2 separate regions of the Homo sapiens genome follow, and region 1 is linked to region 2. Evidence: chromatin contacts called from ENCODE Hi-C data. All regions are on one chromosome and are shown on one strand. Each heading gives the region's core, a stretch centred on a gene start or an enhancer-like site at or near the end of the contact. The rest is flanking DNA. Distances are from core to core; before and after follow the strand shown.

What was found. Hi-C counts contacts between places; a loop is a spot of excess contacts on that map. Pooled maps may share reads with other maps.
Region 1: a pooled map shows a loop between it and region 2 (7-fold over the local background). The contact joins two enhancer-like sites. A Hi-C loop is called at or near these places in 3 of 168 maps with a recorded cell type or tissue (Calu3, HCT116 and mammary epithelial cell) and 6 of 50 pooled maps.

What each region holds. Positions count from the first base shown.
Region 1 is chr10:121,153,018-121,157,572 of GRCh38, reverse strand. All of the region lies in intron 1 of LOC124902515 (a long non-coding RNA gene), which reads left to right. LOC105378522 (a long non-coding RNA gene) reads right to left here. Exons shown (of 3, transcript XR_946379.3): 3 at 1,677-1,922. Among named protein-coding and RNA genes, the nearest start is that of LINC01153, 23 kb to the left of the region's middle. Within about 2 kb of position 2,557, at least 6 of the 41 ENCODE cell types and tissues checked have a DNase peak (open chromatin) inside an H3K27ac peak, as active enhancers do.
Region 2 is chr10:120,944,618-120,949,044 of GRCh38, reverse strand. All of the region lies in intron 2 of LOC105378519 (a long non-coding RNA gene), which reads left to right. Among named protein-coding and RNA genes, the nearest start is that of WDR11, 95 kb to the right of the region's middle. Within about 2 kb of position 3,129, at least 8 of the 41 ENCODE cell types and tissues checked have a DNase peak (open chromatin) inside an H3K27ac peak, as active enhancers do.

The DNA.
Region 1 (4,555 bases), core at 1,308-3,807, 210 kb before region 2:
CACCCTCCCTGGTAGTTATATTATATTTTAGAATATTTAATGTGTAATACTTTCTTTATGGTAGTACATATTTTGAGCTGAGTCACGTAGTGTACTATGATTATGTTTCTTTTCTTGTGCAGCTTTTTCTTTTCCCTGGAGCTAATAATTATCTTCTTTGTTTTCTTCATTTTCTAGTGCTTACCACTAGTATATGCTCAAACATTTCACTAGAAGTGTAAATATCCTCTCAATATATTAAAACTCATCAGCTAATCTCTCAGTTGTATCCTTTTTTTGTGGAGACATTTTTTTGTTGCTCTCCATTCTTAAATTCCAACCCTGAATGTCTGCTCTCTAGGTTTGCTATGTGGTGGCTAACCTGTATCTCCTTAATCAGCCATGCCAGGGATTCTCCTTCTTCTGTGTTAGGGCCCCTGCTTCTTGTATCCCATTTTTTTTCCTACTCCGTAACTGTATTGATTTTTTTCTTTTCTTTTTTTTTAATGGAGCACATGCTCTAAAGCTTCCTAAAGAAAAGGATTCAGGAGAGGTCTGTTTTAGGAATGAATGTTCTCAAAATATCTGTATTTTACCCTCAAACTTAGTTGATGGTCAAGCTGGAAATGGAATTCTAGGTTGGAAATCATCTTTCCTCAGAATTTTGAAAGTTTTGCCCCCATCCAGTAGTTTGAGAAGTCTGAGGCTTGAGTTTTTTAAAATAATTTTCTCTTTTCAGTCCTCTCTTCTGGAACACACCTATTTTCTAGGATGTTGGATCACCTAGTGTTATGCTGTCATTTTATTTCCTACCTTGCTAGTTCTTTCTTCTTCTTCTTAACTTTGTCTTCCAAAATTGTTATTCAATCTTTTATGTCTACTCTGCTTTTTAAGATATTTTAATTATTCTTGTTTTATGTCAACTCCTTTTATATAACTCTGATTCTTATTTCATGGGTAAAATAATTTCTCTTGCCTTTCTGAGGATAGCAATTGCAGTGTTCTTTTATTTAAAAACATTACTTTGATTTTTCACACGTTTATTTTTAAATTTTGTTTGCTTTGATTTCCTTAAGATATTCCTTAAATTTATTGTGCTCCTCGATTGTTTATATTTAAGATGGGTGTGTGTGTGTGTGTGTGTGAGTGTGTGTGTTGTCTATTTGTACATTCACTATAGGTTGATTCAGCTTCATCCTTTGGGAACCCTAAACCTTCAGCACTTCTGGATTTTTCTGTCAGAACGGCTGCTTTTCCAGAGAGGTGGCCTCCCATCTTCTACCTGGGAGGCAGGCACATTGCTGTCAGATGTTCTCATTGCTGAGTGAGGGAATGCAGCTGCAGTTCTCGCTGCTCACTATGTAACTGCCAGTTATTTTTTTTTTATAGCCAATGTGTGACTGCTCCATAAAGATCCCCCTTGGATCTTTTTTTTAACCATTTCTGTGCATCCCTTTCCAGGTATCAGATGCTTTTGCCTTCAGTGTGGGAACCTGTGTCCTTTTTTAATTTTAATTTTTTTAAATTTTTATTTAGAACTTCCCTTAGGATACCAGAGCACTTGCTGATATGTGCAGAGTTGCAATTCCTGGGAGTTTACATTGGCCCTCGCCCAACACCAGGCAGCCCTTGACCAACGACTCTCAGGGTGAGAATATGAAAGTCCAACAGCCTTCACTAGGGATGGGACAGCTCCGAAGCTTTGCTTAGCTCTAGGGTTTGGTGAGGCTTTGCCTGAAGTTGCCCCCTTGTTTGTCTTCCTCCTGTTTCCCTTCTCCTGCTTCCTGTACTTCATTACTTGTCTTCCCAGAAACCTTGATATATTCTTGTCTTTATCTCAGGCACTTTTCTGGAAAGCCAATCTGAGACATTCCATTTTCAGTATAGTACCCATCCTTGAAGTCACTATTCAGGAAGAAGTCTGATTCTTAATATCTGACAGCCTGTCAAGGGGAAGAAAAGTTACACTTAGAATATGTAGCTCCTGTAGATAGATCTTAGATCTTAGATAGAACTTACCAGGAGGCAGATTTCAGTCCATTAGAGGACCCCCATTGTAAGTAGTAAGTTCACAGTCCTTGGAGGAACACCAGCAGAAGCTATATGCTTGCTTGATAAGATGTTTGAAGATAGGGATTTGAACAATTCATGGGGAGGCTGACGTCAGATTTCATGGCATTTGTATCTTAACACAGGACCTCCTTAATGAAATCATAGTTATGTAGCAACAGAAAACCCTAATTGAGGGAGCAAAGTTTTAATTCTGAAGTTTTGTTTCAGTACCACGTGGTACTTTTGAGACTGTGAGCACAATTAGAGCCTGTAAGATTTTTAGAGAGGTGCCCATGTGTTAATTTCCAGCACCAATTATGGCTTGATTAAAAGAGTGCCTAAACAATTGCAGTACAAATGCACTGACAGCAAATGCTTTGTGTGTTCTTGGCATTTCTGTGCCTCACTTTCATTACCAAGAGTGCAAGTCAGAATTACACATTCACACGCCTCCAGAATCACGTGCCTGTTGCTCATTGTTCCTGGGATCTTTTTGTCAGCTCTCCACTGTCAGTGTACACACACCGAACACAGTTTGCTGATTCAGCCCCACTGTTCCATTTGTAGCTCTCTAACCCAACAATGGGCCGTTGTTTTCAACTATGAAGATGGCCAGGCTGGGCTGAAAGGCAGAGTGCTGGTGATTTTATTTTGTACAGTTGTGAAGACTAACGGCTTGCCTCTCTGTCAATAAAGATTGAGACTTGAAATTCAAGGTCAGGGGCAGGGATACTATTGTCTCCCTTACCCCAAGTTGTCCCCATGGGTGTTGAGACATTTAAGCAGGAGAAGTAATTCTGTCAGCACATGGAGGTATTTGGGCACTTGTTACTCAGGTTTTTGAAAACCCAGGCCAAGGAAACACAAATAACACAGCTCTTTTAACCTTTACATGAGAAGAGAGTTCTCTTTCAGAAAATAAATATTACTATCTCCGCCTCCCTTCTTTTTTTCCACTGCAAAACAGCATGGCAAAACCTCTAAATAAACAAGCAAGTAAACAGAGAGTGGAGAAGCTAAGGCTTCATCTGTATCGGCTGACTCAGGAGGCACCAGTGCCAGGAGCATTTGCCCCAGTCCCTGCACTAGATTCTGGCTCTGGACACCCACACTAAGGAAGTGTCTGTGATGGATAGATTCTAAGGTGATCTTAGTGATGCTACCTCCTGGTGTTCATTCCTTTGATATAATGCTTTCCTCTTGAGTGTGAGCAGCACCTTTGACTTGCTTGGATATGGCAAAGGTGACTGTGTGTCACTCCTGTGGGTGAGTTACATTGTGCAAAATTTGGGCACATGAGAGCTAGAGACTCCTGCTAGAGACAGAGGAATACCAAAAAGGCCATTGTAGCTGGGATAAGGCAAGCAAGGGGGGCGGGGAATGGTGAGGGATGAAGGCAGGTGGGACCTGATGCTAACAACTTTGGATTCAGGGAAGCCTATATCTCAAATGGTGGTGGCCCTGATGAAGTAAGTGACCTTGCTGAGGAGGCCCATTGGTAAGGGACTGCAGGCAGCCTCTAGGACCTGAGGATGGCTTCTAGCTAACATCCAGCAAAAAGTCAGGACACTCAGCCATAAGGAAATGAATTCTTCCAGCAACCTGAATAAACTGGGAAGCAGATTCTTCCCCAGGTGAGCTTTCAGATGAGAATATATCTCAGTCAACACCTCAATTGCAGCCTAATGAGACCCTGAGCAGAGAAGCTATGCCCAGACTCCTAACCCACAGAAACTGAGATAATAAATGAATATAAGATTATGGTAGTTTGTTATGCAGCAATAGAAAATGAATATGCCACCTTTGATTCTTCTGTCATTTGTGAAATGGTTTGTTTCCACATTTACCACTCTCTCTTCCTGCTCCCTCTTCATACTATTTCTTAGCAGAGGGATGTTGAGATCAGAGGAACGTGAGATCTGCTGGGAACTCCATTCACTTGTTTCCCAATAACCTCCAAATGTATTTGTGTGTCCTCCCATTCTTCTCATGTTTTCTCCAACCCTGGGCCAGCTCCTCCATGCCTTACTGGGCTCTACCCTCCAAGGCCACAGGACCTTGATATACCCTGGGGTCCTCGTATAGTCGGTTGCTACCTCTCTGCTTCTTTCCTCAGCCTCTCTAGAAAGCTCATTCCCCCTTCTCTTAAAATAATCAAATAACAAACCCATATGACAATTGATGAACAAAACAACTTCTCTTGACCTTGCCGTGCTGTCAAAGGGTAGTTTTTTTCTCATTCTCTTCACTACAAAGTTCTCTAAAAAGTAGATGCCATGTGTCAATTCTCCAACCTCATTTGTTTCATCTCTCCTGTGCTGTGACCTCCTTTTGTCTGTATTGCTTTGCAGAATGCTCTCAGTAAGGGCAAGCATAGGCCTCTAGTTGCTTAATTCTCATTTCAATCCTCACCTTGGGTGAGGGGTCTGAGTCATTGGAAGCTGCTTTCTTGAACACTCACTCCCCTAGCTCATGGGAAAGCCCTCTCAGGGGTGGCCCCTGTGTAAAATAAAAGTTTCTTTGT
Region 2 (4,427 bases), core at 1,880-4,379:
GCCGCGGCTCCCTCCCTGTAGAGGCGGCGATGGGCGGGACCACTGCGTCCCTTTAGGATCATCCCCTTATCTAATTAAACTAAAGAGCTGCACAGCAAAAGAAACTACCATCAGAGTGAACAGTCAACCTACAGAATGGGAGAAAATTTTTGCAACCTACTCATCTGACAAAGGGCTAATATCCAGAATCTACAATGAACAACAAATTTACAAGAAAAAAACAACCCCATCAAAAAGTGGGCGAAGGATATGAACAGACACTTCTCAAAAGAAGACATTTTTGCAGCCAGAAAACACATGAAAAAATGCTCATCATCACTGGTCATCAGAGAAATGCAAATCAAAACCACAGTGAGATACCATCTCACACCGGTTAGAATGGCGATCATTAAAAAGTCAGGAAACAACAGGTGCTGGAGAGGATGTGGAAAAATAGGAACACTTTTACACTGTTGGTGGGACTGTAAACTAGTTCAACCATTGTGGAAGTCAGTGTGGCGATTCCTCAGGGATCTAGAACTAGAAATACCATTTGACCCAGCCATCCCATTACTGGGTATATACCCAAAGGATTATAAATCATGCAGCTATAAAGACACATGCACACGTATATTTATAGCGGCACTATTCACAATAGCAAAGACTTGGAACCAACCTAAATGTCCAACAACGATAGGCTGGATTAAGAAAATGTGGCACATATACACCATGGAATACTATGCAGTCATAAAAAATGATGAGTTCATGTCCTTTGTAGGGACATGGATGAAACTGGAAACCATCATTCTCAGCAAAATATCACAAGGACGAAAAAACCAAACACCGCATGTTCTCACTCATAGGTGGGAATTGAACAATGAGAACACACGGACACAGGAAGGGGAACATTACACACTGGGGACTGTTGTGGGGTGGGGGGAGGGGGGAGGGATAGCATTAGGAGATATACCTAATGCTAAATGATGAGTTAATGGGTGCAGCACACCAACATGGCACATGTATACATATGTAACAAACCTGCACGTTGTGCACATGTACCCTAAAACTTCAAGTATAATATAAAAAAAAAAAAAGGATCATCCCCTTATCTCCAGCTCTGGTCTCCGGAGGCCCGTGTGGCTGGAGCAAAAAAGGCAATGGGCCGGTGGAGTCTTGTTTAGTGGGGACGCCGTGGTCAGCTCTGAGCTGTTCCTACTGTTCTTAGTGGAGGTAGCAAGACCCCCGTCTCTCCTGGTGGGTAGTGTGGATGTCGCACAGACAGAAGCTCAGGTGGCAAAGGGTCGTGGAAACTTCTGCACCTTCCAGAATACGTGGGTCCATGGACGTGGACCCACGGCCACGTTAAGGCTCATGTTCATTTGTTCAGTTCACTTATTTAATTCATTTGTTCAGTGGTTCCTTCATTAATTCAGTCAATAATATTGTCTTGAGCACTTACTGTGTGCCAGAACCCAAGGTCGGGGCTAAGGATAGAAAAGAGAACTCGGGAGGCTGAAGCAGGAGAATCGCTTGAACCCGGGAGGCGGAGGTTGCAGTGAGCCGAGATCACCACTGCACTCCAGCCTGGGTGACAGAGTGAGAGTCTCCGTCTCAAAAATAGAAAAAAAAAAGAAAGAAAGAAAGAAAGAAAAAGTAACAGAAAAGATGGCTTACAGTCTTTCTTGCCAGTCTCATGAGGCCAGAATATTTGAAAAAAGCATAAATTAAGATACACAGGATTATGAAACAAACCGATTATACTGTCATGCAGTTATCAAAATATTTTTAAGTGGTGCTATACTCGTATATGTTCTTCGTTGATAGAGGATGTAACAGGATCTACAGACCAATCTATTAACTACAGTCATTTCAAAATAGTGATTAGCCCAGCTGATATTTTGAGATAACTGCATCAACTACGACGTGATAGAAAAACAGCTGTGATTTCTGTTGGAGACAAAGTCACAGACACTGCTAATACACTGTGGCTTGTTGCCGATTTTCATAATTGAGTAAATTGTTAAATCTCAGACAGTGAAAATAATGATATAAATATTTTCCTGTCCAAGTTCATAGACCCCCCTCCTCCAGATTTTATTCACAGACTCCTCGATTAAAAAGCCAGATCGGTGAGCAGAAATAAACAGGGTGAGTGTGGACAGTGATGAGCACTTGGAGGAAATCAACAGGGAGAGAGACTAACGATAAAATCAGAAGGGAGGCCCTGTGTGGGATGCAATGGTCGGGAAACGCCTGGATGAGACCACAGTTCACTCTAAAAGCCCCATACAGAGGTCGGAAACAGCTACCAGGGACTCTGATTTAGCCTGTAAATCTGCACAGTCTTCTTGAACATTTAGATCTGGTGTTCAGGACTGGACTCGGCTTTTGACCACAAGGCCTCCCAATCCGGGAAGTCCAGGTCAGCCTCGTGGACATCCAGAGATTTCATCCCAGGGCACTGAAAGTGAAATCTCTGCCTGGGCCCTGAAGCCACTTGATTTTGCAACTTTACCACCTAAACTTTCCTGGGTCACTCTTGGGGCAACCCATCCAGGGCAAGGGTAGTTTGCATGGCAAATGGAACTTTCCAAAGTTTAACTTGAAAAAGATGGTCGGCATCGGTGTCCTATTTAGAAACCAGGCTCCTTCCAGCCTGGGGATCCCCTGAACCTTCCAGATCTTTATCCAACTTTCATTCAAGCTGTGATTCCCCGGTGCCCCTTCTAAGCCAGCAGCTGTGTGACATCTCTGTTCTCATCCACCCATTTCCAGGCAGCAGCGTGTTGGGGGTGGTTAGGGAGTGTAGTGCTGGGTCACAGGCAGCCTTTGTAACTGCATATGAACCAGTGTGGCAAGCTTGCAGGATGATGTCAGAGCTGGCACCGGCAAAGAACAACTTTGTTGACAAGAAGATTAATTAGACAAATGTAGTGCCCATCAGTTATTGCCACCGCCTCCTCGGGGGTCAGCTCTAGTCAGGCCTTTGCTAGAGATTTTTTTTTTCATCTTTTTAGAGAAAGCTTAATCTCCTAACAAGGCAGCCAAGAAACAGTTCATGGCGTGCCAGAAGAGCAAGTGCATACAAGCATGTTCTGAAGTGAGGGTGCCTGCACACCGCCAGGCTGCAGGGCTGGGGCTGGCCCAGGCTTGGAGCCAACTGGGCCTCTTCCTTCTACCTGTACAGACCCAGCCCCAGGAAGCGTGTTGAGCCCCGAATCCTTCCTCACAAGAGAAGACACCCATTTGTGAGCTCTCTTGGCCTCTCTTCCTCTCTTTCCTGGGAGAGCTGCCCCTTTCATGGAGGGGCGGGCAGACAGCCATGCAGGGTCTTCAGAGCTCGGAGGCTTCCGCCACCTACACCTTCCCTCTTTATCCAAAAGGCACCTGCCCCATTGTCCCATTGTGGGAAGAGGCAATGAATGAATTGCTGAGTGGTAGCGGCCTTATTCATCATTCATCAAATACTCAGTAGGTTTATGGGCATATTATATCCCAGCAACACTGCAGTAAAGGAATGATTCCCATGTATCAGGCCCTGGCCCTGGGGAAGGGGTTATATTCTAGAGGGGGAGGCATGGCAATGAGTAAAATAAATACTCCAAGAAGCTCATCTGCACCAGTGGTAAAGGCCAAGAAGGAGCTAGGAGAGGGGATGTGGTGTTGAGGGCCGGGAGATGGCAGCCATTTTGGAAAAGGTGCCCCTGAGGAGGTGAAATTGAATTGAAACTTGAGGAGGGAGAGAATCTGTGGGGAAGAGCTGACTTCCTGTTGGCTGCAGGGGACAGGAAACTGAGAGTGCCAAGGGAGGGGATGTTCTGTGGATATCTGTTGACTGCATGAATAAAACAAAATGTTTCCAAGCTGTGCTTCTCACACTTTAGTGTTGTGTTAGAATCCTTGGGAAGGAGGGTCTTGTTAAAACATAGATGTCCAGCTCCACTGATTCAGAAGGGCTGGTGCAGGGCCCAGAGAGCTGCATTTTAACAGCCCCCGCCTCCAGGCAGCCCTCCCAGTCCCTCCTGGAGCCCCATCTCCAGGCAGGCGCTCAGCCCTGGATTGCAGCCCTGTCTGTCTGTCAGGCCTACCTGAGGTTTCAGAAAGGCCTCACAGTCAGGCTCCCAGGGGCCCAAAGCCAGTGTGGCTTCAGTGGGACCAACCTGACAGCTCCTTATAACTCTAAGGCCTCCACCTCCCACTGGCCAGCAAGGAGCCCTGGTGGGCAGGGGTGGGGCCTGCTCTGTCTCATCAGGCTATGCCCTATCTAGGGCAAGGGGTCCCTGGGGCTGGGGATGGGCTTCCCCTGGATCCTGTACCCTGCCTTTTAGAGTCACGGATACCTGGAACCCTGAGCCAACCTCCAGGTTTGTGTGGGCCTCTCTCCCTGGGTCCATCATTCTTCTGTGGGTGATGGCTCAGCTGGAACTGGGTGGGGGCGTGGATATGTG